Regions from separate parts of the Homo sapiens genome. Here region 2 is linked to region 1. Evidence: chromatin loops called from intact Hi-C (ENCODE). Cell type or tissue: sigmoid colon. All regions are shown on one strand. Region 1 overlaps PIK3R1 (phosphoinositide-3-kinase regulatory subunit 1). Region 2 has its middle 1.5 kb from the start of LINC02242.

Region 1 (2,500 bases):
AAAGTGAAACATACGGCTATCAATGTGAAAAAGCTGCTCCCTATAGCACTGGAATTCTCTTGTCATTAATAGCTCTTGTAGTCGACAGATTATAATATACAGAGTCATAAATGTTCTTGTTGTCATTTGGAAAATTACAAATTCCCAAAAAGTGGTGATTATTTGGGGCTTTGGGTCTGCAAGACGTTTCACATTAAAATGCTGATAATATCTTCAAAAACCACAGAGCCATGGGCCTTGCAGGCTTGGTAACTGACTGCCTTTGTGGTGTGGTTTTATTCTTTCTACTGAAGCACCTGGTTGAAAGGAGTGGGATGCTGAATTCATAGGGGCGTGTTCACAAAAATCTTTAACATCAAGTATCTGTTTATTCAAAATAGTGCATAGTTCAAAGCAACCTTGATTCCTTAAACTAGATGTTTTTCTGTTCTTTAATGAAAACAGCCTGAACGTGGTTATTAATCTGAGTCTTTCTCCATTCTGACCACCCCACTCTGTTTTTCTCTTTGAATATCAAAAAAAAAGTATAAAAACATTTTGTAATTTTTTATTTATTTATTTTTGTTGAGACGGAGTCTCGCTCTGTCGCACAGGGTGGAGTGCAATGGCGCAGTCTCGGCTCACTGCAAGCTCCACCTCTCAGGTTCACACCATTCTCCTGCCTCAGCCTTCCGAGTAGCTGGGACTACAGGTGCCCGCCACCACGCCCAGCTAATCTTTTTGTATTTTTAGTAGAGACAGGGTTTCACCGTGTTCACCAGGAGGGTCTCGATCTCCTGACCTTGTGATCCGCCCGCCTCGGCCTCCCAAAGTGCTGGGATTACAGGTGTGAGCCACCGCACCCAGCAACATTTTGTAATTTTTTAAAGGGCTACATAAATTCAAGGTATTATTGCTGTACTTCTTTTCTGTTACCTTATGAAGTTGATTGTTGTTGAAGCACCAACAGTATGCATACATGGGTATCCAGAATGACCATCTAGTCTCAGTTGTGCAAAATTCACTATGTAGTCTCATGGATTGAGAGGGGCAATTAGCAAGAGTGTGAGATAATGGAGAACAAAAAATAATGCCAAGCTGGGTTAAAAAAAAAAAAGTTTGGGAAAGAAAAAACAAGTGCTCAAGACAAGCCTCCTATTTTTCAGTTTGGCCTAGCCCTAGCCCTATTGAAGAAGGTTAGTACATTCACCTGGCCAGTTTTAGCTAACTTGGTTACCTGGCAAGTGGCGGGGATGCAGTACATTAGTACTTGTCCTGTGGTACAGAGCATGTGTCTCAGGGTGTGGCCACTCCAGGGAGAGGGAAGACGTGCTTTATGGGGCCTCCTCAGCCATCACTGTGATATGTGCCACCAGGAACCCAGGACCTTTCATGGTCCAGTCTGAGGTGGGAGCACCACAGAAGCAAGAGCTGCCTGGCCCAGCCAAGCCCAGATTACCCTAAAATCTTACTGCTTTTTTCCCTTCAGCATTTTAAATTATAGGAGCAAGTAAAAGTGTACATAACGCAAGGCAATCTGAACAGGTGGCTGATAGCTGCTCCATCCAGAGGAAGAGCCATGAAGTTCCCCCGACCCACACATTTCACCCTGTCTTGTCTACCAAAAATCACATGAAAATGCAGACATAACCATGGAGGAGTAACCCATGAACAAAGGGCTGGTAATTACAGTTTAATGCTGTTCTTTTTACCCCTTTGGCTGGCTGGCTGTGCAAAGGCAGGCCCCGGTAATTACGGTTTAATGTTGTTCTTTTTACCCCTTTGGCTGGCTGGCTGTGCAAAGGCAGGCCCCACAGGGGAGTAATGTATTTGTGACAGCCAGTTGGGGTGGGGAGAGATGGGCTGTACTACACTTTGAATTTATTATGTTCTGCTAATACTTTTACTCCTATGCTGGAAAGTTATGTTTTCCTTCCTTTGTTAGACAATTTTTGCAGAGTAGTTTAACATTTTCAAACATTTACTATATATAGCACTTTTAAAATCCAGGAACTGTCATTTCCAAAGAAGATTCCATGTCTATAATATTAATTCCCTGTCCTCTCCTCATTGCCTTTTTCAGACATCCACTGTAGATAGCCTCTGTTCCCCAGGAACTAACATTTCCAAAGGAAACTCCCTTGCCTATAATTCCCTGTTATCTTCTTGTTGCCTCTCCTGAATAATAATTTTTGATTCAGTACCTTTTAGCTATTTATAATGTTATCGTATAATCTGAGTTTGGGAACTGCTTGCCACTTCCAGTTTCTGACACCCAAAACACATTTTATGCTTAGAGAAAACAATAGCACCCTGACTTTTTAGAAGACATAGTTTTCCCTTGGGGATCCAAACTGGAAGCAGATATTTGAGCTGTGAACACATTTTTTCTTAGAAGAGTCAATTAGGAGCTGGGTTGAAGCTTCAGTCTATGCACTTAGAGTCAGGTTTTAGGACCAAGAGCAAGCACTGTGGGCACCTGTTGTAAGAAAACATCTGACAGCACGAGGTGCTAAATTGC
Region 2 (2,500 bases), 610 kb before region 1:
GCTCTAAGGCTCATTTGATCACTCATCTGGGAGCTCTGCAAGAACTGGGACCATGTCTTACTCATCTCTGTATCCCAAGGCCAGCCGAAAGCCTGGCACGTGGGAAGCACTCAGGTGGGGTTTGAGCACCAGGATGCCAGGCATTATGATGGTGATGCCTGTTAAAAATCATCGGTTAAGCTCCACTTTTGCTGCAGTGAACAGACTAGACATCAGCTGTCATGAGAAAACATATTACCAGGCAACTTTTCCTTTTTTCATCCTGAATCCAAGCAACTGGCCAGGACAGTGAGATGACAGCCCTGCAACTTCCACATCTCACATCACTTCTCTCTTCTCCTACTTCCTTTTCAGAGAGCTTTTTTTTTTTTTTTTTTTTTTTTCCAAAATACAAGCCTGAGCCAGAACTACAGGCTTTGTTTGCCCCAATAGGGAATATACTTTTAAAGCAAGGATGTTAAATCACCCTGTAATTTTAGTCTCTCGAGTATCAGTTCCACCTAAACCTTCCCCATGGAGAAGGGTGGCACTGATCTCTAGACTGGTGAGGGAAATCAGCACCAGCTTGGAAGGGAGCTGCACTAGGTTTCAGTCTCCGCACTGTCATATAACAATGGCTGAATTTATTGACCAGTTACCTGCACTGATCACCTTACACACATTGCTTTCTTTAACTCTCTGTGAAGGATTCTCATTATCATTCACGTTTTGAAGATGCGAAAGTTAGAGCAGAGAGGTGAAGTGACTTGCCCAAGGTCACAGAAAATGATCAGCAGATCTAAGATGAAACAAACCAATTGTACTCCACAGCTGTATTCCTAACTGTGCTACATCAGGCAAGTGAATGACCCTCTCAGCACCTCCGTTTTCTCATCAGTAAGATGAATGGAGGAACAACGACTTTATTGGATTGTTAGGAAAAGTAATTGAGATAATGCAGGCAAGCTCCTGACACTTAGTAGTTACTTAAGGTATGTCAGTTCTCTCCCTTCCTTTACATAACCTGGAATTGGAGAGCATCACCTCTTAAGCAATCCTTTAGAAATATAAAGCTGAAATTAATCCAAACCACACCAGAGCCAATGACAATAAAGCTGATTTGTTCAGACTTATTATTCTGTTTCAATAAAGATCTGTCTCCAGTTTCCTCGGCATCCCCACAGAGCCAACCCAAACTGAAAACACATGCGGCGAATGCAAACTCATTGGTGAAACATGATAGACACTTCAAGAACCAGGAAATTCCTTCTTTATATGACTTGCTCCTTAGCCAGAGCAGTTATGGGTTAAACAATACAGCAGTGCGGCTGTGGCCTTCAAGATGCACAGTGGGGCTTCATGCTCCTGGAGGGAATGGAAGCACAGGGTTCTGCTTGCCAGCTGGCACCGACACTCCACGGACAAGATACGCATGGCCTGGCCTTCCAAGTTGAGAGCAATTGCTGGCAGTACACTGTGAGCATGTGAAGCTAAGGGAGTATTTTTTTTTTAAGTCCCATCATTGTTTTTCTTTCTTTAAATGGTAGCCACTGAAAAGCTATGCAAACACTTCAGCTGTGGAATATTTAATCTGACATTTGGCATGGCTCCCTTGTTGATCCAAGACATAAAGTATGCAGTTGTTTCATGGCTTACTCAAAAAAGATAAGCTAGATACAAATTAATTTTCCTTCTCCTTGCTTTTAGCTGGGTCCCTGCATGGATGCATCCTTGATTCCTAAGCAATGGGATGACAATTATAGACCACAAGAGCAGAAGGTGAATAGTTCATTTAACTAGATGGGTCAATTGAATACTTTTCTTCTGGGGGGTAAAGGGGGATACTCTACTAAAAGCTTTAGGAGTCCCTGTGGTTGTGGTGTTTTCAAAGGTTTGGCAGCTCTTCTCACAAGATTTGGGGTTTCGGGGTTTCATGTGCTGTCATGGAAACATCACCAGAATGGTCCCCTCTTCACTCTGTTGTCATTGGTCTTTAGCAAGAGGAGAACCAGCATCTTGTGAGAGTCTTGCACCTGTTCACATCGGACATACCTCCTGGCTGTATCTGCTTTTTCACTCCATCAGGACAAGTTTAACTATCTCACTGGCAGATTTGGTTTCCTGAAAGTAAATCTCCTGTAGGTTCTCTTTCACTGTCATTGAGTGGTTTCTGACCCTAGACTGGTAAGGAGAACATTGCCCCTTCTCACAAAACACAGGGATCCAAAAAACTGAGTGAGTGGGCAGTTCTTGTTTCTCAGCATGTGCAGGGAAGGACACAGAAATGTCCAACATTAGAAAGGGAACAGAGACCTTCCTTGTCCAAGTGTTCCTCCACTAGAGAGTTAGAACAGTTGCTGAATGTAAACAAACACACTTCCTAAAGTCTCATCCTTTCTTCAGGTGGACCAAGAGTGCCAAAAACACTGGAAATTATAGTCCAATGAGGACTTTATTCATTCTCCTGTGTTTCAATGCCCATTGTTATAACAACCATGTGATTTAAACATCAGGCTGCTGT

What was found. A loop is a pair of places that touch in the nucleus more often than their neighbours do. Peaks named below come from ENCODE experiments on the same cell type or tissue, not always from the same donor. Only the 100,000 strongest peaks of a DNase experiment are listed, where the experiment ranks them.
Region 2: a loop joins it to region 1, with 3 times the contacts of the local background. A loop is called at or near these places in 9 of 110 quality-filtered maps.

The regions. Positions count from the first base shown.
Region 1 is chr5:68,255,682-68,258,181 of GRCh38, forward strand. All of the region lies in intron 2 of PIK3R1 (phosphoinositide-3-kinase regulatory subunit 1), which reads left to right. Among named protein-coding and RNA genes, the nearest start is that of PIK3R1, 41 kb to the left of the region's middle. In sigmoid colon, no CTCF peak of the experiment used is centred here; a DNase peak (open chromatin) is centred at 1,306; H3K4me3 peaks cover 268 bases; H3K27ac peaks cover 428 bases.
Region 2 is chr5:67,647,046-67,649,545 of GRCh38, forward strand. No RefSeq gene overlaps it. Among named protein-coding and RNA genes, the nearest start is that of LINC02242, 1.5 kb to the left of the region's middle. In sigmoid colon, no CTCF peak of the experiment used is centred here; a DNase peak (open chromatin) is centred at 1,386; H3K27ac peaks cover 591 bases.